3 separate regions of the Homo sapiens genome follow, and regions 2 and 3 are each linked to region 1. Evidence: chromatin loops called from intact Hi-C (ENCODE). Cell type or tissue: mammary epithelial cell. All regions are shown on one strand.

What was found. Peaks named below come from ENCODE experiments on the same cell type or tissue, not always from the same donor. Only the 100,000 strongest peaks of a DNase experiment are listed, where the experiment ranks them.
Region 2: it touches region 1 in a loop (6-fold over the local background); 5 of 110 quality-filtered maps call a loop at or near these places.
Region 3: it touches region 1 in a loop (12-fold over the local background); 71 of 110 quality-filtered maps call a loop at or near these places.

What each region holds. Positions count from the first base shown.
Region 1 is chr1:43,759,904-43,767,903 of GRCh38, reverse strand. All of the region lies in intron 2 of ST3GAL3 (ST3 beta-galactoside alpha-2,3-sialyltransferase 3), which reads right to left. Among named protein-coding and RNA genes, the nearest start is that of ST3GAL3-AS1, 37 kb to the right of the region's middle. RefSeq lists enhancers at 480-1,015, 4,054-4,113, 4,144-4,233. In mammary epithelial cell, a CTCF peak has its summit at 4,281 (motif pointing left); DNase peaks (open chromatin) are centred at 473, 923 and 4,293; H3K4me3 peaks cover 203 bases; H3K27ac peaks cover 2,609 bases.
Region 2 is chr1:43,224,252-43,232,251 of GRCh38, reverse strand. CFAP57 (cilia and flagella associated protein 57) reads right to left here. Exons shown (of 23, transcript NM_001378189.1): 18 at 5,126-5,269. The region is part of intron 1 of LOC105378685 (a long non-coding RNA gene); the gene reads left to right. Among named protein-coding and RNA genes, the nearest start is that of TMEM125, 42 kb to the left of the region's middle. In mammary epithelial cell, a CTCF peak has its summit at 4,819 (motif pointing left); no DNase peak of the experiment used is centred here.
Region 3 is chr1:44,033,503-44,041,502 of GRCh38, reverse strand. LOC107984948 (a long non-coding RNA gene) reads right to left here. Exons shown (of 2, transcript XR_007066054.1): 2 at 1,067-1,596. LOC124904168 (a long non-coding RNA gene) reads left to right here and starts at 5,729. Exons shown (of 4, transcript XR_007066055.1): 1 at 5,729-5,820; 2 at 6,078-6,248; 3 at 7,183-7,858. RefSeq lists a cis regulatory region at 5,374-5,391 and enhancers at 5,310-5,454, 3,838-6,792. In mammary epithelial cell, a CTCF peak has its summit at 4,740 (motif pointing right); DNase peaks (open chromatin) are centred at 2,402 and 4,752; H3K27ac peaks cover 411 bases.

The DNA.
Region 1 (8,000 bases):
AAACTTCCCTCTATGCTTATAGGTTATAGTAGCATCATACAAGTTTTGACAAGTTTTGATATTTTCTTTTTTTTTTTTTAATTATACTTTAAGTTCTGGGATACATGTGCAGAACGTGCAGGTTTGTTACATGGGTAAACACGTGCCATGGCGGTTTGCTGCACCCATCAACCCATCATCTACATTAGGTATTTCTCCTAATGCTATCCTTCCCCTACCCCCCCACCCAAGTTTTGATATTTTCAGTATCATGCAATTCAAAATATTTTCTACTTCCCATGATTTTTTCTTTGACCCAATGATTATTTACAAATTCATTTCTTAATATTCTAGTTATCTTTTTGTTATTCATTTCTAGCTTAATTTCACTGTGGTCAGAGGATTGATTCTGCATGTGATCAATCCTCTGACACTTGTTGAGACTTGCTTTAGGTATGGTCTGTGGCTTCCCCTTCATTTACCTGATGAAGTCTAAACTGTTCCCTGTTCACTGTGACATATAAAGAAGGACCTTTGTGACCTGACTCATTACCTACCTGCCCAGGGAGTACCATCCCCCAGAGACTCTATATGCCAGCCACATCCATCTTCCCCTGGTTTTCACTCATGCCATGCCTTGCACTCTTGCGCCTCTATCCATAATCTTCCCTCTGCCTTTCTGCTCCTCCTAGCCCTCCCTACTCAGCTCAGATGTTACCTCCACCACAAGGCCTTTCCAAGCATCTGTCCGTCCCTGAAACTCCTCAAGTGGTGAAGTGCTGTGGCTATTGGTATCCCTACCTCTTTTCTTTCTCTCGCAATCTAGCCTCCACACAGCTGCCAAAGTGAGCCTTCTAAAATGCAAATCCGACCACATTTCTCTCTCTCCTTTTCATCAGCTGCTTCCGCCTAACTCAGAATCCAAACTCTGCATTCCACACAAGACTCTCCCAGCCCTTTTCCAGGCCCCTCCACTTTATTCATGCTACTATCACTGCCTAGAATGCACTTCTCATCTTATTCATTCATCTTTCAAGTCCAGGCTTGAGAGTCACTTCCTCTTATTTTGCTGAGGGAATAAAGGAACACAACCTCCCATTTTAAATTCTAGGTGCTCAACAGAAATTCCAGAAGAGACCTCTGTGTTGTTAATTTTCCTTCACACAAAAGTCCAGAACACTACTTTTCCACCAGGTCTTTCCATTAAGGGTAGAAGCCTTTAATGGCCCTGCTGCATTAAATCTAAACTCCACACCTCACCTTAGGGCCTTCTGTCATCGACTCTGCCCTGCTCTGCAATCCTCGGTCTCACTACTCCCCGCCCCCCACCATTCCTCACAAGCCGCTCTCAGCTCTCACTGAAGCTTACAAAATATTTCGAGTACTCTGTCTGCTAGAGCACTTTCCCAGGTCCCCACATGTCCTACCCCAACCGCCAGGTCCCTGCTTCAGTGCCCATCTCTTCCTCAAAGCTTTCCTTGACATCACTTCTTATTTATTTACTTATTTTTTTTTAAATCGCCACTTCTTTGTTGTCTCTGAAACACTTCATCTCATTGTCTTGTCCTTGGTTACTTCCTGTGAGTCTCAGCTTTCAGTCTTTAAAATTCCCAGGCCCAGGCACCTCTCTTCCTAAATGCCCCACACTGCCTGGAATAAAGCTGAGTAAGTAACAAGCTGTCAGTCAGCAGTAATCCTCATAGACTGACAGAAGAAGTCATTGATATCTCTCCCTTGGCCTCTCTTCCTCTGACTTAAGGGCTACTTGGGTGGTATTCATGTGAATCCGGGCAAGGAGCTGTCAGGGCTATTTGAATGACTATTTCCTTGTAATTTCCTCCACTGGATTTTTTATTCCAGCTCTTAGAGGAGAAATAGGAACATGAATAATGGTGCTGGTCTCAGTGAAGAGACCTGTCTCTTCAAGCTTCTTTCTTCAAGCACAGAGAAGCTCATGTGCTTCCCTGCAGCACACATCTATCTCCATTGTTACCATGTGAAAGACATCAATCCTGTTATGGCTGAGGGAAAGAGGAGCTTGTTTTTACAGCTACATGGCAGGATCAGAAGCTTCTCAATCTTCTCCTATACCACTAAAAAAAAAGCGCACGCGGACGCGCGGACGCGCGCGCGCGCGCGCACACACACACACACACACACACACACACACAGACACACACAGACACACACATGCACATGAAATTGTTTTACCCTTTTTTGCCTTTCCAGAGCAAGGAATCCTTAAATTCTCAGCTCTGTATTCCTCCCTTCTTTTCCTTCTCTCTGATAAAGTTTAGCTTTCCTCAGCCTTTTAAAATGTCCCCAGGTAAGTAAAACTATGATACTATGATGGTGGCAATTTAAGTATTTTAAGTGTGGGGAACCTAAAACATACAGTTTTAGAAGTGTCTTTGATTCACCAATAGTGATGAAATGGAGCCACCACACAGGTATGAGCAACATCACAGTGTAGCTGTGAGGGCTACGTGGCCTCCTCTCAGTTAGGTGGGACCACACGACTGAGTACTGATCTGTGGAACGTGCGCTGCAGGGAAGCACATGAACTTCTCTGTGCTTGAAGAGAGAAGCTTGAAGAGAGAGGTCTCTTCACTGAGACCTGCACAGTTCTCCATGTTCCTGTCCATTTCTCCTCTGGGAGCTGGTTTAGAGAATCCAGTGAAGGACTCCAGGCCCTAGGGCCTGGGGGAGTCACTAGATGAAGTCTGTGGCCCTAAATGAATTAGGTAGAGCAGAATTCCTCCCCACCAATATAGAACTGCACCAGATTGTGACAGGAGAGAAATAACCTTTATTGTGTTAAAACCACTGAAATTTGGGGGTAGTTGGTTACACTAGAGTTCACCCTGACACTAAAATGATAAATGAAAAATGAAATTATTTTTATTTTTATTCTTAAAGTTAAAAATAACAAGTATTCTTAAGTATTGCTTCAAAGCAATTCTGTCTAAAGCTGTCTTCTATTACTCTACCAGCCCTTTCAGGAGAGCCCTTTGGGCACTATGGTGGAAGCTGTAGAGGCCACTCAGTAACTAAAGGGCTTATTCCCCAGCTGCTGGGATGGTGAAGGACAGAAAGGCCTCAACTGTCAGCCCTCTTCAGGGAATGCATCTGCTGAAGAGCGCTGCCTGGCCCACGGCCATGCCCCTTCCTGGGGCAGCCCTCGTCCAATGACGGGTCAGGAGGAGCTGTAAAGGCACAGCTCTCTCACTCTATGGCTTAGAAAACATGGATTATCTGAGCCCTAGTCCCCATGGGGTGGGCTGAGGCCTTTTACTGAGACTGAATCACGGCCCGATTTTTCCCCCTATACAATCTCCACATCTTTCCCTTTTCTTTTCCCTTCTTCCTCATTTCCTTTCTTTTCCTTCCAGGAGTATTGATTCCATAACCACTCCCTAATAAGCTTTTCACACCCTAATCTTTATCTCAGAGTTTGCTTCCCCTGGATCTCGGCCTGAGACAGGTACTATATCCCGATGCAATATTGTGTTGCGCGACTCTACCTCATTATATAGCCCAAATACTATATTTTCCAATCAAAAATACACAAAATCACAGTGGGATGGAACCTTTAAAATTGAGACTCTGCAAAAATTCAGAATGTACTATACTATTAAAAGACTGTTTATAAGAAAGTAAGAAATACCACAGACATTTTGAGGGCCCCTCTGAGAAAAGGAGCTCTGAAATTGTCTTAAGGAAAATATTACCTCCTTGCTTATAACCAAATAAATTATTAAATACATAACAGAGCTACATAAAAGTTATTAAGGATCTATTAATATTATTCATCTGTGCTGATACCTTGTACTATTGTAATTATAGCAGTTACTTTCTGAGTGTTCACAACACAGTGCTAAGAGCTCTACACACACTATCTCATTGAATAAATGACAGTTAAGAAATGACCCAAAGTCACATAGCCAGGACTCAACGTTAGGTGGGGTGGATTCCAAAGCCTCAACTCTTATGTTCCACTATGTTGTAATGCCTCTACTGTCTTGCATATTCAAGCTCTGAGAGAGGTTAACACTGTAAGGAGTATAGTTCACTAAGTAATTTGCAGGGGAGCCTGGAACATAAGGCAGATATAGAGGATTCCAAAACACACACTCTCTCCTCTCACCCCTCCATTGCCTCCTCTGATGGCTTAGACACTGGCCTGCCTTTGGATGCCCACGGTCTAGTAAGTGAGTTGAAGAACTACTCCATGCAGGATTTTGCCAGAAGTCATTCCAGCGCTAATCTGTCCTGTGGCAATCAAAAGGTTCTTCTGCCCTCTTGTGGCTCAGGGTGACTGCTACATATCAAAGCTCCATTAAAAAGCTGAAACACCATATAAAGGCACTTGGCAGCCAGGCACAAAACAGCAGAAGGCAACGCTGATTGGCTTGAAATGGAGCCTATTTAATAACCTAAAAATTTGATCCGCCACTCCTCCATGCCAACTATTGCTCATAATAAGAAAGTTAGAAAGAATAACAGAATACTAGAACTCATAGAAAAACAAACCCAAGAACCCAGTATCTCGTAATTGTAAGGAATATAACAACCAGCTACATCCATTTACAACAATGATAAAAGTTTAAAACATTATAAGCCCCAAAGAAAACTCCCCATCCTTGCTTTTTTACACCTAACAGTATATTTCAGAAATCTTTTCATATTAGTGTATACAGAGCCTCCTCATCTTCAGGTGCAGAGTACTCACCGGATGGGGGAACCATGATTTAATTAACTTGTTCTCTACTGGTAAACATTCTAATTGCTTCCAAATTTTTGCTATTAAAAACAATGCTGCAAATAAACAAAGTGCTGCGATGGGTAACCTTGTGCATATATCATTTTGCAAGTGTGCAAGAATCCCAGTAGGGGAATTCCTAGAAGTGGAAATGCTGGGTCCAAGGGCAAGGGCACATACATGCCTTTGCACGACTTCTTGAAACTTTTTCTTCTGTTGGTTTTCCCTCCTATCTGTCTGGCTGCTCCTTCTCAGGCTTCTTCCCATTGTGCCCTTCCTCCTGCTTACCCCTCCTTGGTTATCATTTCCCCAGGACTTGGTTTTTGGTCCCCTTTCATCCTATCTCCTCTCTCCCCAGCAGTCTCACCCACTCTTATCTTCCAGCTATCAGTTTTCTTCCCAGAAAGAAACCAAAGTTATTATTTCTGGGTTTTATGCTTCCAGTTATTTTATGCATATGTATGCAAACCTATATATAATATATATGCTTATGTATGTATAACTATGGAGATACACACAGACAACTTCCCCGTCCTCTTGTTATAAATGGTAGCGTTTATATCCTCAATGGAAGCAGTTTTAAGGGGATGCCGCCAAGCAACAACCTTCACAGGAGATAAAACTGTGGCCCCCAACACTTTTCAACCTATAGTTGAATTCTTTGCCAGGCAACTGGAGTGAACTCAAAGGGGAAGATTAAAAGTATTGTCTCCCACCCTGGACTACTCGCCAAGTAGCCATGCATTAATTTAAGGGCTAGAGGGAAGGATAGAGCACAAAGGCCAATAAGTAAAACATCAGAGACTAAATAAGTCTCTGATACCTTCACAGATATGGTTACATACCTGTGTAAAGGTTTGGTTTGACTTTTTGGTTTTTCTTTCTTTTTTTTTTTTTTTTAATGAGACAGGGTCTTGCTCTGTTGCTAAGGCTGGAGTACAGTGGCTCACTGGAGCCTCAATCTCCTGGGTTCAAGCGATCCTCCTGCCTTAGCCTCCCAAGTGGCTGGGACTATAGGCACGTGCCACCACATCCGACTGATTTTTCATTTTTATTTTCGGTAGAGACGAGGTCTCACTATGTTCCCCAGTCTGGTCTCAAACTTCTGGGCTCAAGTGAACCTCCTGCCTTGGCCTCCCAAAGTGCTGGGATTGCAGGTATGAGCCACCAAGCCCAGCCTGAATTTTTTTTTTTTTTTTTTTTTTTTTTTTTGAGACAGAGTGTCGCTCTGTTGCCCAGGCTGGAGTGCAGTGGTGCCATCTTGGCTCACTGCAAGCTCCGCCTCCTGGGTTCACGCTATTCTCCTGCCCCAGCCTCCCGAGTAGCTGGGACTACAGGCGCCCACCACCATGCCCGGCTAATTTTTTTGTATTTTTAGTAGAGACTGGGTTTCACTGTGTTAGCCAGGATGGTCTCGATCTCCTGACCTCGTGATCCGCCCACCTTGGCCTCCCAAAGTGCTGGGATTACAGGCATGAGCCACCGCGCCCGGCCCAGCCTGACTTTTTTTTAATGAAAGTTTTTAACCACAAGTAGAGAGAATAGTATAATGAACCCCATCCTACAGATTCAACAATTAAAACATTTTACTTCTGACTTCCTTTCTTCCTTTGTTTTTTCCTTCCTTCCCTTGCCCCCTTTTCTTTCTCCTTCTCTCTTTTTTGGCTGCATTATTATAAAACAAGTCCCTGACACCATGTCATTTCATATCTAAATACATCCTTCTGGACATTATAAAACACAAAGACATTTCTTTACACGACCACAATATCATTAACACAAGGTAAATTTCTTAATTTCATCAAATGCTCAAACTACATTCATATTTCCACAATTATCTAAAAAAAAAAAAATCTTTTTACAGTTAGCTACTTAAATTTTGAAGGAAATATATAGCCAAATAAACTCCAAGCCCAGCCTGCAATGGCTTGTGACTATTAAATCTTACAAGAATTCCCAGGCTCCCAAAACCCCCAACAACAGGAAATGAACTGCTGAAGCTGTCCAGCTCCCGGAGGGACATTCTTCCACTGCTCAGCCTAGTGTGGCCTTGGCAGATAATGGTTAAGGAAGAATCACCCTATTTCCCTTAGATATCATCCTCCTATCCCCTCCAACCACTAATCTACTTTCTGACTCTATAGATTTGCCTGTTTTGGACATGTCAGTGAAACCATTAAATATGTGGCCTTTGTGGCCTGCTTCTTTCTCTCAGCATAATGTTTTCAAGGCTCATCCATATTGTAGCATTATCAGTATCTCATTCCTCTTTATTGCAGAACAGTCCATCGTTTGGATATACCACATTTTATTTTTTTATTTATCCCTTCTTCAGCTGTTGTGTATTTGAGTTGTTTCCACTTTTTGGCTACAAGAAATAATAGTGCTATCAACATTTTTTTTTTTTGAGACGGAGCCTTGCTGTGTCACCCAAGCTGGAATGCAGTGGTATGATCTCAGGTCACTGCAACCTCCACCTCCCGAGTTCAAGCGATTCTCCTGCCTCAGCCTCCCGAGTAGCTGGGACTACAGGTGCCTACCACCACGCCCGGCTAATTTTTTGTATTTTTTAGTAGAGACGGGGTTTCACCGTGTTAGCCGGGATGGTCCCGATCTCCTGACTTCGTGATCCACCTGCCTTGGCCTCCCAAAGTGCTGGGATTACAGGCGTGAGCCACTGCGCCTGGCCTGAATAGATCTTTTATCCATGCATGATTCTGTAACATCCTAACAGTAGTCATTTGCGCATTATGGGTTCACTGAGTTATACACATCTTCCAATGATTTCACATTCGTTATAAAATATCAAAAAATCTCATTTGTTAATATATCTACTGACTGTATCAGACAAGTGTTTAAATATTGAGATGTCAGGCTTATGGCAGCAGATGTAAGTTTTTCAGAATTCTAGTCTTCACTTGAAAGCCAGAGTTTTCTCACTGCAAAAAAATACTGCCAGTGGTTTCCCTTGAAGTGACAGGCTTACTTCATTCATCTTTGAGAAAAGGTCTGTCAAAACCCAGTCTAAATAACCATACTTTGTCTATCATTTCTTTCAAGTAAAAATGGTACCCCCAAAAGAGCAGCTAGTTCAGCTTGTAGTACAAACAATCCATACCATGAGGGCTTTTCCTTGGGGCAACAATAAAGCTTCAGTGTGCAGTGGTAGTGTTTTATGCGTATTTTTCCCATTTCATCACCACATTTTTTTTGAGATGGGTTCTCACTATGTTGCTCAGGCTGGCCTCAAGTGATCCTT
Region 2 (8,000 bases), 540 kb after region 1:
CCCTTTCCTTCAACCATGCTGATTATTTTATTTTCTTGAATTCCTTATAAATTGGTGACACCCAAGCACTAGAACCTCAACTCTCACCTGAGGCAGGGTTCCCCAGAGAAGCACCTTCCTCACCTGCTTTCTGAAGTTGTATAAGTGAATCTCGACCCTCTGGGGCCACTTTAGAATGGGGTCATTCTAAAGCAGAAAGTTTGGAGGGACCAACATGTGGGCACCACCCATCTAAGGCATAAAACAGGAAAGGGGAAGCTGAGAAGGGGCCTCAGCCTCATCATTCTGTTGAAAGGTCTTAAAAAGTACAACTGAGAAGTGTCCTGTCTTCACAAGAAAAATAAGAAACCACCAGTGAGCTTCTGAAATACATTTTTTTTAGATGGAGTCTTGCTCTGTTGCCGAGGCTGGAGTGCAGTGGTGCGATCTCTATCTTGGCTCACTGCAACCTCCGCCTCCGGGTTTAAGCAATTTTCTAGCCTCAGCCTCCCGAGTAGCTGGGATTACAGGCAATTGCCACCATGCCCAACTAATTTTTTTTTTTTTTTTTTTGTATTTTTAGGAGAGACAGGGTTTCACCATGTTGTCCAGGCTGGTCTTGAACTCCTGACCTCAAGTGATCTGCCCACCTCGCCTTCCCAAAGTGCTGGGATTACAGGCATGAGCCACTGCGCCCGGGCTGAAAGATTTTTTAAAAATTCATTTTTGCATTTATATTAACCAAAGTCATGGGAATGACAACTGGAGTGTCCAATTAGGATGAGACTAGCTGTGCATGAGCTTTCATTGACCTAACTCCTAATGACTTATGGACTATATCTGGTGGACACTAGTATTTCTGATAAGAGGGAGGTTTGCTGACTGTTTTGGGAGAATGGGATCATTCACTGGATTTTTTCACGGCTAGGTAGAGTAGACCCTCCCCCTCTAGTCTATCCCAGGCCCTTTGGTCAAATTTCAAGGCTCTTGGTAACCTTCTGGGGGGTGCCAGGAGGCCCTAATGAACACATCCATGTTCTAGACACAAAAGGGCAGCTTTTAGAAGGTTTTCCTCATTACTGGAAGCATTTTGTATAGACAGAATAGCCCTCTGACCCAAAGCCTGGCATAAAGGTGGCACTCAAATATTTGATGAATGAACGAATAATGGCAAGTGTGGTGGACAAAGGAGAGCAATAGTGAGGGACACGAAAAGAGCCTGAAACACCCTGCTTCTGGAAGAGGAATGACAAGATAAGAAGGCAGTGTTGGCAGAGTTATATAGAACCACCTTGTAGGGGATACACATTGAGTGTGGGTATTTGCACAGCTAAAGAATGTGCCCATTAGAAAGGGCCGCCCAGCTTGTTGTAGACTTAGAGATCTAAGGCTGATTAAGAAGTAGTTTCTGCCTTCAAGAGGCCTCAGGTCTGCAAGGATAAGAAAGAAGTAAATCAGAAATTCAGGTGGAGTAGGATAAACACTGCAGTTAAGGCAGAAAGCACTGTGTGTACACAGAGGAGGTGAGCAGGCAGCACCCAAAAAGATGGGATGCGTCCACTGGATTTGGGAGGAAGAATAAGTATTAGAGGACAAAAGGGGAAAGAATTCCAGGCAGACAGAACAGCCTGCACACAGAGAGGACCAGAGGCATGGGCAGCCTGGCGCATCTCTGCAGGCTGCAAGTGGCTTAGGGTGGCTGCAGGAGCAGGGATTTGAAGAGGGGGGAGAGGGGAGGGAGAAGAGGCTGGCTGAGCTAGGTCATGCAGGATCCAAGGGCAGAGGCTCAAATGGTGAGAAGTTTGCCTTTATCCTGAAAGCTCAGAGAGCCACTGAAGGCTTAGACCAGGAGTGGAATGATGTAATTTGCATCTTAGAGGGCCTGATGCAGAGGTTCTGCTGAAAAGAGCAAGACGGGGGCCAGGCAGACCAGTCAGGAGGCTGCCAGTTTGGCTGAGGAGGCAGATGATAGCGTCCTAGGCCAAGGCAATGGCAGCTGGAAGAGAGAAAGGGGGCTTCTGTTTGCGGGGCTCCCGAAGATCATGTCTGAGTGCCTCATTCTCTAAATCTCAGGCCAGCAGTGACAGATGAGGTTAGCAGAGAGGGCATACAGGAGTATATTGTTTACTTCTGTTCATTTTTTCCCCCAGGCAAAGACTCATACTACTCTGAGAATAAAAATAATCTGTTTATAGAAAAATTGGGAAATAGGTCAAATTTGAGTAGCTGGCTGGACAGCCAGAAGCCTAGCCCCTTATGTGGAAACAAGCATCTTTTCCCAGTGTGGAAAATCCATCTACTTTTCCATGTGTTTTTCATCACACTCAGAGATTCTCAATGGGGCTCAGGCAGGAGGGTAGAAAGCATTTTGCACCCCCCAGGGGACCTCTGGCAAGGTCTGAAGGCATTTTTTAGTTTTAACATCCTGGATAGGGGGTGTTTTTGGGATCTAGCAGGTAGGGACCAGGGACGCTGCTAAACATCCTACAATATACAGGACAGACCCTCCATGACAGAGAATTACCTACCTCAAAATAGTAGTAGTGCTGAGCTTGAGAAACCCTGCCCTAGTAAATGAGTGTAAACTAAAACGACAAGCCTCGGGAAACCTCTCCCCTAGGCAGGGCAAAGGGACCCTTGGATCATCAGAGCCAAGTTGGAAAAAGAGTATGTGAGGGCGGGTACCTGAATCAGGAAGTGTTATTAGAAGTTGCAGCTCTACAAATGAGCCAAGGGCTTGAGGCTTCCTTCCTGGGAGAAAAAGACCTTTACAGGAGATCCACAGTGCATGAACCAAAGGTGTCTATGACCCCCAGAGGGAAGCCCCAAGGTCAGAGGCTCCCAGAAGCACCCAGGCCCAGGTATCAGTCCTGACAGCAACTGGCACCAGCGAAAGGAGGTAGGAGGGATCCTGCTGGAATCACTCCCAAGGTGCAAGTGTATTCCCTGCTGAGCATCAAGGCCACGGTTGGCCCCTGTTACTGCCAGAGAAGATGAATGGTCCCCCCAGGTGTGCTGGTGGGGAAAGTAAGCTGACCATTAGCAAACAACGGACCCGACCTGAAATGCAGCTGACAAATGTGTCAAATGAGGAAGGAGAAAGGGGGCAGTGATTTCCAGGGGCCTGTGGTGTGCTGGCCCTCCAGGTGGGTGGGGCCTCTGCTCTTCCTCTCATCTTCTCAGGCTGCTATGGTCTGATGAACGTTGGTGCCCTCCACCCCAAATTCCAATGGTGAAACCTAACCCCCAAAGTGATGGGATTAGGAGGTCAGGTCTTTGGGAGGTGATCAGGTCACGAGGGCAGAGCCCTCACAAATGGGATTTGTGCCCTTGTACGAGAGGCTGGAGGGAGCTTGTTTGCCCCCTTTTGCCCTCCCATCACATGAGGACACATAGCAGGTGCCATCTATGAGGAACAGGCCTGGACACCAAATCTGCTGGAGCCTTGGTCTTAGACTTTCCAGCTTCCAGTACTTTCAGCAATACATTTCTGTTGGCCATAAATTATCCCTTCTAAAGTATTTTGTTATAGCACCCCGAAAGGACGACAGCTGCCATTTTGGGGCCCTGAAAGCACTCAAGAATGGTAGGAGGCCCAGCGGAGGCAGGTCTGTGGTCAGCTGGGGGCATCCTTTCTCATCCCAGAAGCCAGGGAAAAAGTCATTGTCACAAGGACATACCCTCTCTGGGCCCCCTGGCCCTGGACTGATCTCCACCTGGCTCTTTACTGGGCTTACCAGAGTACAGGCGTCACCGGGCAGACTGGCACCCCCATGGCTCTGGCACTTCTAGTTGGGTCATCAGTGCTGTCTGACACCCTTGTATCTGTTATCCCGGCTCAGCACAAACAATTAGAGAAGATGGAGGAGGGAGCAGAAGCCTATTTTGTCTAGGGCGGTCAGGGAAGGCATATAGGCTGAGACCTGAAAGATGCAAAGAAGCCAGCCATGTGGCGATCTGGGGGAAGAGCCTTCCAGGCAGAGGCAGCAGCACTGCAGAGGTCCTGAGATGGAAAAGCGTGACTTACAGGAACTGTCAGAAAGTCAGTGGGCTGGAGCAGGGAGGGGGAGCTGTGAGAGGAGGCTGGAGAGGCAGGGAGAGGCTGGATCACGCAGGACCTTGTGGGCCTGACTGGGACTTTGGATTTTACTGTAGGTGGGATGGGACCCCACTGGGGAGTTCACTCAGGCCTCTATGTGGAGACCAGACTGGAGGCTGGAGTCCAGTCCAGATAAGAGATGGTGGCTGCTTGTACCAGGGTGATAGCAGCAGCGGGAAAGGAGGGTTTGATGTGAGATATGTTTTGGAAATTGATCAGACAGATGTTGGTGATGATTTGGATAAGGAGTTAAGAGAAGTGAAGAATCAAGAAAGACTTCTGCATTTCTGCATTAAGTAACTGGGTGGATCATAGACCACTAACTGAGAGAGGGAAAACTGGAGGAAGGGGGAGAGAAAAATCAAGAATTCGGTTTTAGATCAACATGGACGCCACTGTCAGCCCAGCAGGGGAGGCTGATGGGGCAACACACGTTGCAGGGAAAGGTGGCGTGTGGTGGGGGGCATGGGGGACCTCACAGGATTCTCAGAAACCCTTGTCCAGTTGATCCTGCTTCTAATCTCGCCTCTCTACCTTCATCCTGTTTGCTTCCCAGAACATATTCTTAATTATGCCACTCTTCTGCTCAAGAGCCTCTGATGACTTCTCATTCCTTATCAGATGAAGTCCAAACACCATGGCCTCACCTGGGGTCTCAACCAACATTTCCAGTTTGAGAAAAAAATGCTGAACTAGAAGGATAGCCTGTTGGCTGAGTACACACTGCCCTCTGGTGGCCAAATGCCCAATAGCTGCATCTCCCTTAGGAGGGCACAGTACACCGCACACTGAGGCACGGGTAGGGCCAAAGCCCATCTCCAGGTCCCGTGGCAAGTTAACTCCCAAGCGATTTGCTTTCGGTCAGCTGAGCCTGCAGCGGGGCCACGGCCTTCCCTGTTGCACCCCTGTGGACTGGAGGCTGCACACACCTTGGGAGCAGAGAGGACTGTGAGAAGAGCTTCTCCTCAGTCCCTGAGGCCAGCTAGCCAATTGTGGAAGAAGAGACAGAGGGTCTGAGAGGCCAGAGTGTTGCAAATGGCTTCTTACCTCCTGAATCTGTTCCTTCATCACCCTGATCTCATTCTCTCGAGGTTCTATTTGCTTCTTCAGCTCCTTTATTTTGTAGTCAAGCACAAACTTGAATTTCCCTAGTTCTTGATTTTTCTTTTTCAGATCATAAATTCGCTTCTCCTGGGGGTGAGATGAGAGAGAAGTGAGAGATATTGTAAGGCCCTGGTATACTGCAGCCCTTTAGGGCAAAAGAGCACGAAGCCTGTGACTCTCCTGGTTGAAGAGGTCAACCAGGAGACTCCTCTCCTCCCTTCGTCAGTACAGAGGCTGGCACTCCCCCCATGGGGCTACAGCACAGACCCCTCAGCCTCTGTACAAGGACTCTCATGCATTCACTCACTCATTCATATTAGGTTGTGAACAGCGGTATTTTCCAACGATGGCCCCCACAGCATCTCCCGCCCCACACTCCAGCTGTTCTACAGCGTGACCTTGCTGCTTCTCCATCAGGAGGTGGAAGCGAATCCCCTTCCCTTGCATTTGCCTTGACTTGTGACTTGTTCGTAACCCAAATAATGCAGCAGAAGGGAGACTGTGTGGCTTCCAAGGCTAGGCCAAAAAAGGCCAAGCAGCTTTTATCTGGCTCTCTTGGGACACCTGCATTGGGGGAGGGCATCTGCTATGTAAGAAGTCCAACTACACTGAGACATCCAGGCTGGTGGGCACATTAGGGGCTCTGATCAAAAGACCCAGCTGAGCCTAGCCTCCCAGACACCCCTGCCAAGGTGCCAGACATGTGACTGAAGAAGCCACATTGGATGTTGATCTTCCAGCCTCCAGCTGTTTTGAGTCACCCCCAGTATTCCCAGCTGAGGCCCCAGACATCGGGGACAGAGATAAGCCATCCTTTTGTACCCTGTCCAGATTCCAGATCTGTAGCACCTGTAAGCAGAATAAAATAGTTGCTTTCAATCACTTAGTTTTTCTTTTTGAGATGGGTCTCACTTTGTCACCCAGGCTAGAGCGCAGTGGCACGATCTTGGCTCACTGCAACCTCTGCTTCTCAAGTTCAAGCGATTCTCCTGCCTCAGCCTCCAGAGTAGCTTGGATTACAGGCATGTGCCACCACTCCTGGCTAATTTTTATATTTTTGGTAGAGATGGGGTTTCACCATGTTGGCCAGGCTGGTCTCGAACTCCTGACCTCAAGTGATCCACCTGCCTCTGCCTCCCAAAGTGCTGGGATTACAGGCGTGAGCCACCACACCTGGCCTCAATCAGTAAGTTTTAAGGTTAATTTGTTGCACGGTGATAGTAATCAGAACATAAGTATATCCATCCATCAAACATTTACTGAATGAAGATCTTTTGTCAAGTATTGGGTTTCCAAATATAAATACAACACAGTCCCTTGCCCTTAAAAGAAAACACTAGTTGGGAAAGAAGACACAGAAGCAAATCTAAGCCTAAAATGTGATAAATGTTGTAAAGCACAGAAGGCAAAGTATATATTGAGGGTGCTGAGAATGACTGGCTTGAGAGCCAAGCGGTGGTTCATGGGGGAAGTGAGAGGTGAGGCTGGGGAAATAGAGGAGGGAGGTGAGGGTCTTCATGTTGGGGGAAAGAGTTCAGAATTTATCTCCTAGGCCAGGGGTTGGCAAACTCCAGCCTGTGGGCCACATTGGGCCTGCTGTCTATTTCTGTAAAACTTTATTGGAACACAGCCAAGTTAATTGACTAATGTTTTGTTTATGGGTGGTTTCACACTACAGCAGCGGTGTTGATTCGTTGAGACAGACCACATGGCCTCCAAAGCCAAAAATATTTACTACCTAGGTCTTTACAGAAAGAGCGTGCTGACCCCTGCTGTAGCAATGGGGAGCTGTGAGGGCTTTGAGCAGGAGAGTGGCAGCATTGCACCTGTACCCTGCCAGTCCATGGTGGTGGGAGATGGGAAGTGAGGCCATTAGACTGCTTAGGAGGCTGTTGCCACTTTCTAGGTGAGGAGGCCTTTGTCTCTTTCTTGTCAAAGCCCCCTTTGAGAATCTGAACAGAGCTTTGGATCTTCCCTAAAAACAAACAAACAAACAAACAAACAAACAAACAAACAAAACCCTGGATATGTACACCGACACTCACATGCAGAAATGACATCCAGGCATGATCCCATGATCCTATGTGATCCTTACAAGACCCCTTGAGGTGGTTATCATCCCCATTTTATAGGTGAGAAAATGAAGGCTTAGAGAAGTTGCTCGAGGTGCAATGGTCAATAAATGGAACCTGTGCCAGACCTAGTTCCCTAACACTGAAGCCCACGTCCTTGGCCCTTGGAGAATTCCACCTGCCTTGGGCCGTAGTGGCAGGGGAGATGGAGAGGAGGGCACGGAATCTGGATGTGCTCAGGAGGATGATACTACATACTGGGTATTGAGGTATCTGCCCCACAGAATGTGATGTCTCTGACGTCTGAGTGTTTTGTAAGAAAGGCATCCCAAAAGTGGAGGCAGCCTCCTGGACAGGGTCAATCCCAGGAGAGTCCCTCTGCGACAGGGGGACCATGTGGTCAGTGCGGCAAGTGAGCTGTCCCCAGCCCATGGGGAAGCGCCTCCAAGGATGCCTGGAGCAGTGGAGTCAGCTGACTCGGTTCTTATTGCAGCCTGTCACCTATTGAAGTGTGTGACCCTGGGCAAGATACCCAGCCTCTTGGAGTTCAGCTTCCCGAACCATAACACTGGGTTCTCAGGCCCCCTGGGTTGTTGGCAGAGCTGAAAGTGATGTGTTGACAGCGATTAGCCCAGTGCCAAGCACACAACAGGCACTTCACTGACGGCTGGTTCCCCCATCAAGTTAAAGAAATGCGTCCTGAGAAGCTAGGGACCCTCTCTCCCCTGAGCTTTGCCTTCCTCGCC
Region 3 (8,000 bases), 270 kb before region 1:
CCACCATGCCTGGCTAATTTTTGCATTTTTAGTAGAGACGGGGTTTCACCATGTTGGCCAGGCTGGTCTAGAACTCCTGATCTCAGGTGATCCACCCGTCTCTACCTCCCAAAGTGCTGGGATTACAGGCGTGAGACACTACGCCCAGCCAGAGAGCTGTATATTTTCTAAAACAAAAATGTTAGTGAGAACAGTGGCATCGTTTTACACTTTTGCAAATCTCTTTACTGTCTGGCTTGTAGAAGACAGCTAGATTCTCAGCTGCTTCTGCATTCAATCTGTTGCAATGGGTTGCTTTGGTTAAAATATGTGATGAAAACTGAGCTTCATAAAGTATGTAGTTGGGAAAGAGAGAAGTATTTTAATAGCCTTTTCAGTAAATTCTTCTTTCTTCCATACCAAAACTCGAGGTGGTAGTTTCTTAAAAGTTAGTTACTACGTGAACGTTTCATACTCTGTTAACGTTACACTCCACTGGTCTGTCTTGCACTTTGAATAGCTCTTTTACTCATGCATGATTTTGTAACATCATGTATTGGTCATTTGGAAAATATTGGTTCACTGAGTTATGCAGATCTCCCAAATGTTGACACATTTCATTATACAATATTTTTTAAAGAGCACACTCATTAATGCTATCACTGGTCTCATTAGAATTGAAAGCTTTCAAACTCACTGTAAGTAGATATAAGTTTTTCAAATCCTAATTTTCACTTGAAGACGCTAATTTTTTCACTGGCAACAAACACTAATTTTTTTTCCCTTGAATTGATAGGCTCACTTGATTCACCTTTGAGAAAAAGTATGCCAAAGACCCAAGTCTGATAACTATAGTTTGTCATTTGTTCTTTTAAGTAAAACTGGTGTTTGGTGCATTCAGTTCACAATTCAATTGCGTAAGTGCTTTTCCTTGAGATAAGCATACTTCCCATTTTGTCACACAAAATATTTCAAAGACATATATTCAAGGGTTAAGACAATAAAGTTAATAATGTTACTGCTTCTTTTAGACAATATAAAATAATCAGTACAGTGTAGTATTGGCATAAAGACATATAGATCAAAAGATGCTCAGTATCTTTTATTTATTTTATTTTTTTTGAGACGGAGTTTCACTCTTGTTGTCCAGGTTGGAGTGCAATGGCTCAATCTCAGCTCACTGCAATTCCTGCCTCCCAGGTTCAAGCGATTCTCCTGCCTCAGCCTCCCGAGTAGCTGGGATTACAGGCATGCGCCACCATGCCCAGCTAATTTTGTATTTTTAGTAGAGATGGGGTTTCTCCATGTTGTTCAGGCTGGTCTCGAACTCCCGAGCTCAGGTGATCCACCCATCTCAGCCTCCCAAAGTGCTGGGATTACAGTTGTGAGCCACTGCGCCTGGTCGACGCTCAGTATCTTACAGGCATGAATCCAAAATAGATGTGTACATACATGGTCCACTGATTTCTTTTTGCATTTTTTTGTAGAGATGGAGTCTTGCCATGTTGCCCAGGCTGGTCTCAAACTACTGGCCCCAAGTGATCCTCCTGCCTCAGCCTCTCATAGTGTGGGGATTAACAGGCATGAGCCACCACCTCCATCTTCATGATCCATTGACTGTTGACAAAGATCGCAAGTTAATTCAATAGAAAAAGGACAGTATTTTCAACAAATAGTGCTGGAACAATTGGAAATCCATAATCAAAACAGACACAAAGACAAACAAAGCTCAACTCCTTCCTTTGCACAATTTAATAAAGCAAAATGGATCATAGAACTAAAGTAATAGCTACAGTTATAAAACTTCTAGACAAAAACATAGAGTGAATCTTTGAGGGCCCTGAGTTGGGTAAATATTTTCTTAGATAGGACTCAAAATGTACAAACTATAAAAGAAAAAATAATTGATTTTCATCAAAATGAAAAACTTCTATTCTTTGAAAGGCACTGTTAAGAAAATGAAAAGATAAGAAACAGACTGTGAAAATATTTGTGCTCTTACAACTCAGTGACAATAATGCAAACTCATTTTTAAAATGGTCAAAAAGGCCAGTCGTGGTGATTCATGCCTACAATCCCAGCACTTTGGGAGGTGGGAGGATCGCTTGAGCCCAGGAGTTCAAGACCTGCCTGGATAACATAGTGAGACCTTGTCTCTATAAAAAATAAACAAATTAGCCAGGCATGGTGGTGTAGGCCTGTAGTCCCAACTACTCAGGAGGCTAAGGTGGGAGGATGGCTTGAACCCAGGAGGTCAAGGCTGCAGTGAGCCTCATGCCACTGCACTCCATCCTAAAGGACAGAGTGAGACCCTGTCTCAAAAAGAATTTTAATTAAAAAAAAAAACAGTCAAAAGATTTGAATGAATACTTCACTAGGGAAGATACATGAATGGCAAAAAGTCCATGAAAAGATGCTCAAATCATTAATCATCAGGAAATTGCATATTAAAACCACAATAAGATACCACAGTACACTTATTACCATTGCTAAAGTTTAAAAGGTTGATAATGCCAAATGTTGGTGAGAATGTAGAGCAACTAGAAGTCTCAAAATTGCTGATCAGAATGCAAAATAGTACAGCCACTTTGGGAAACTGGAAATTTCTTATAAAAGTACCTGTCATATGCTCCAACAATCCCACTCCAAAGTATTAATTCAAGAGAGATGACAATATGCGTCCACACAGAGATCTGCACATGAATGTGCATACCAATTTTATTCATAATACCAAGAAACGGAAAACAGCCTAAATGTCCATCAACATGTAAATATTTAAGCAAATTATCTATCTGTATGATGAAATACCAATCCATAATAAAAATAAAATAACTACTGATACATGAAACCACAAAACAATAATTTTACTGCTTCACAAGGACAGAAAACCAAACACTGCATGTTCTCACTCATAGGTGGGAACTGAACAATGAGAACACTTGGACACAGGGAGGGGAACATCACACACTGGGGCCTGTCGTGGGGTGGGAAACTGGAGGAGGGATTGCATTAGAAGAAATACTCAATGTAAATGACGAGTTAATGGGTGCAGCAAACAAACATGGTACATGTATACCTATGTAACAAACCTGCATGTTGTGCACATGTACCCTAGAACTTAAAGTATAAAACAAACAAACAAAAAACAGATGCCTTTAAAAAAATAATAATAATAATAATTGTACTGCTTCACCAAGGACTTTTAAAGCAAAATTGAGGCTGGGCATGGTAGCTCACTCCTGTAATCCCAGCACTTTGGGAGTTCCAGGTGGGTGGATCACTTGAAGTCAGGAGTTCAAGACCAGCCTGGCCAACAGAGTGAAATCCTGTCTCTACTAAAAATACAAAAATTAGCCAGGCGTGGTGGTGTGCCCCTGTAATCTCAGCTACTTGGGAGGCTGAGGCAGGAGAATCACATGAACCCGGGAAGTGGAGGTTGCAGTGAGCTTAGATCGTGTCACTGCACTCAAGCCTGGGTGATGAAGTGAGACTCCATCCCAAAAATAAAAATAAATAAATAAATAAATAAGGCAAAACTGGCCCTTTTTTCCCTCCTATTGTTACTAGTCATGCACCATGGTGGAGAAGAATACAAAGATTACTGGTACAGTTGGGTGCCATGCCTTGATTCATGCTTAGGTGCCAACAGTTTCACCCACCGTTGCTCTTACATCATGTGCAAATATCGATAAATTGAAAGTGGCAAATAACAATTTAGTATTGTTAGGAAAATAGCTTTTGCCTTGTGTATTCCCTGTAAGAGTCTTAAAGATTCCCAGGGATCTGCAATCAACACCCTGAGAACTGATGTTCAAATTAATTAGAATAGTCACATTGACTTTTTAAAAATGACACTTCTTTTTCGATATCACTCAAAGGCATGTAAAATGCTTTCACAAATATCCCATGGAAAAAAGGAAGACCAACTCCATCTGTGGTACTATTTGCTTTACTTCCTCGAAAAATAAAAGGGGGGTTGGGGGAAGGAGAACCCGAGTAGGCCCCTGGGAGCGTGTTTGGCATGTGAAGCCATCCATCATGCAGTCATGGTGAGCAGATGCAGGCCTGGGACCAAAAAGGCAAGTGGCGCTGGGAACTCAGGGCCCTTCGTCACCTTTCCCCACACAATCCCACTGGCTATACACCCCTCCACAATACAGTCATACCGACACACACACACACACACACACACACACACACAGAGTCAGGCCAGCCCCACACACCATGGCTAATCTCTCACAACAAGCCCAGCCATGGTTGCACTCACACAATCCAATCATACAGCCACAACAGAGCCACAAAAAAGCCAACACCCAACCTTATTGTGCTCAAAACCAGGTCACACTGCTCTATATTCACAGATGGAGAATCTCAATGGCCATACACTCAACTATAGATATACTCAAACTAGGAGAATGGCTCATAATGTAAAACATCTACTGGGCCCCGTGGCCATGCCAGCACATCCCCCCTAGTATATTGTGCATGGGGTGAAATAATAGCTTTTGGACACAGGCCAACCTGAATTCAAGTTCACGTTTTGGACACAGGCCAACCTGAATCCAAGTTCACGTTCTACCACTTATTAGTTCTATAACCTGCAGCAAATTAGTTAACCTGCCTGAGCTCTCATTCTAGAAAACACAGAAAATTCCTACTTTGAAAACTTGATGTGATGACACAAAATAATCAGACAAGGGGCAGCACCTTGTCTGGCCCAATGTGTGCTGGGGATGCAGCTGTAACTGCCATGTATGGCTTTTGTCACCAGAGGGCACCAGGGCCACAATGTGTCTGGGGAGATTGCTGGAAGAAAATATGCTGAAAAGGCCAGGATTCCTGGGGAGTTTCAGGGTGATTACAGACAGGGTAGGTGTGGGATGTGTGTGGGGCTGGGCAGCTTTTGGGAACCCCACCTAGGCCCCGGCCACACAAGTGGGCTGTTGGGTATGGTGGGCAGCTCCCAGGGAAGATCAGATCTAGGAAGGAGGATGGATGAGGGCTTTCTGTGAGCCAGGCCCTCTTCTGTGCCGATTTCACACACATTAAATCCTTTAATCCCCACAACAATACCGTGGTTGATAGTCACTGCTAATATTAATAGTATTCCTGGTGAGGAATATTGAGGAAGCTGAGGTCTGCTTACATAGCCATTAAGTGGAGACCTGGAATACAAATGCAGGCAGCCTGGCTTCAGAATCCATGGCCCTAACCACAGCTCCACACTGCCCCCAACAGTGACCCTGCATCTCCCCTTGCTGGGGTTCTGCCAGGACTCCCTGACCCTGGCTTTCTTCCCTGGAGTTCAGCCAGCCCCAGCTGGCCTTTCCCCTCTTCCGGCCTGCTCCCCACCTGCTCCCTGGGCCAGCCCATGGTAAGAGGCTTATCACATATGTGTGGGGGACAGATAAGGCAGGGCCCCACGCAGGGCTTATCCAGCCCTGCCATCCCTGCTGGGGAGCTACCAGCAGATGGAGCCCCGCCCGCGGTCTGGGGTCACTCCTTGTGATGCTGCCAGAGCTCTTTATGATGCCATAATTTGTAGTGACATCATTGCTGTGTCCCTCCTTTGAGTCTGAGAGGGTTACTCAGATAAGAGTTGGGGAAGTGGAGTCAGACAGGAGCCCTACTGAGGCTCCAAGTCAGTGGGCCGGGTTGGGCTGGACTGGAGGAGAGAGTGGTGCCAGAGGATCCTCCCCAGGGCAGATGGCTATTTTTGGTGTCGACTGCTCGGCTTATAGCCACCCCTCTTCCTGTCTTCCCAATCCAAAGAGGCTCTGGGTCCAGCAGGGGCAGGAGCAGTAGGAGAAATCTTTAGCCCTGCAGCAGGGCAGCTCTGGGGTCAGTCTCTAGCTCAGGAACCAGCCTGTTCCTCCCTACAGTGAGGCCTGACCCTCAGTACCTCGGGTCTGAGGGGAAGGGGGGCCTTACTTCCAATCCTTGAAATAGCAGTGAGGCAAAGAGAGATTATTAGGATGGCCAGACAGACGGACACAGCCAGACCCACCATAATAGTCACACACATTAACTTGCTGATGTGGGCTGCAGGCACAGCCTCACGCCAACACCATCACACTCACAGCCATTCATTCTCATAGCCATGCCCACAGCTACACGTGGGCCACAGATGGCTGAACCACACGGACATACCAGCACAGGCACAATGTCACCTGTCCCATCTGGGAGAACAGGAACCCCTTCTCTCTCACGGTTGTACTCCCAGAGAGGAGCTCAATTCCCAGCACATGGCAGATGCGCACTAATATTTGGTGAGTGAATAAATGGACATTCAGTGCCACAGGGCCTGTGACCAGGCTGGGCTGAGGCCAGAGGGAACGCCATCCCACCTGCAAGCCTGCTCGACCTCTCCAGACCCAGGATGGGAGCATCGAGGAAGAACTACAACTGCCAGCACCACCCCAGCCCCAACTTCAGTCATGGCCACTCCTCAGATAATAGGTCACTGAAGGGACCTCGGTTATGTAGGGACCCTGGTTATGCAGGGACCCCACTCCCTCCCTCCAGGTGCAGTGAATTGGAACACTGGCACTCTGAAAATGGAATGTTATGAACATTGGGTGCTCTGGATGTTGGGTACCCCAGGCCCCCTGGAATTTGGCACTGGGGGCTCTGGGTTTTGGGTCCTCTACAGTGTTGGGTGCTCTGGCACCCTTGACATTGGGAATTCAGGACTTTGGGAGCTCAAAGCGATTGAGGAGTCTGGGTGTTGAAAGCTCTGGAGATTGGGGCTGCCCCTTGGACAACGCCAAAGTCAATACTTCCTGTCTATATGCCTGATTTTACCTGGAGCCACTGAGGTCCAGCCCGGAACCCCTGTTCTGAACCCCATGATTGGCTTATGCTGCCCCAAGGCTGGGGTGGCAGGGCTGGGGTGGCGGGGTTTCAGGGGTAGAGAAACCACAACAGGATGGCCTAAGGGGTACCTGGAGCCCCAGAGACAGCTCTCAGGTCTGAAACCAATCTAACCTGCTCCTCTGCATTGGGACAGGGCAGTGGAGGTGCCAGGCACTGACCACTGGGCTCCAGGTTCAAGAAAGGAAGAATCTGAGAGCAGAGCCCAGGCAGGCACCTCCCAGTAATGCTTCCTGGCTACTGAGGCTGGGGTTCTAAGGAGGTGGAGACCCCTGGCCAGGCCTGGCTTCAACTACAGGCAATGTCCACCCTCCCCCACCTTCTCAGCAGGCCCCCAGCACCACTCCATCAAGGTGCCCAGTGCTGCCAGCTCCTGCAGTGACCACCAGAAGTGGCCCAAGTCTGGCATTATTCATATTCCTACTAGACACACACCTAAGCTGACTATGTGCATCTCGAAACAGAGGCCTTGATCCTGCAGGCTGATGACACCACTCGAGGAAACCAGCCAGCCCTGGGGGCTCTGACGCTGGATGCAGCCCTCCCAGGAAATAGCTCCACTGGCTGCAGTAACTGGAGGCTCCTGAGCCACATTTCAGCCTGCAGTGGGTGGTGGGTGGGCCCCAGCCCAACTGCTGCCCTGCCCCAGGAAGAAGCAGGCCCGTCAAAATGTCTGACCCCGTCCGTCCCCCATCCCCTCCCCTGCCCCAGTCTGTCCTCAGTCCTGATCCCCCTGCCCGCCCCACAGTGGCCCAGGCTGGCCATGCCCTTCCCACCCTGCAGGCCAGCTGCTCAGAGCCAGGGGCTCACAGCCAGGGACGGAGGCTATCCCAGCTCCCACCCGGGCTGGGCCCAAACCTGCCTCCTTTGGGCCTCATTCTGATTGGAAAAAAACAGCCTCTCTAGTCCCTGTCTCAGGAAGATGACTTTTCAAACCAGAATCTTTCTCACAAGTGTCTCCTCAGGACACAGCTGTGTGGTTTCCTGAAGCTCTTTCTGGTTCAAGGTGGGTAAAACACACATATCCATGAATCTGTTTCTATGTATACAAATAGACTTTGAGCTATGCCAGTGTTAGTCTAATAAAGCCCTCTGGCCAACATCCCCAATCTCCCTAAACACTCCAAGGAAAATTTTCTCTTCACCCC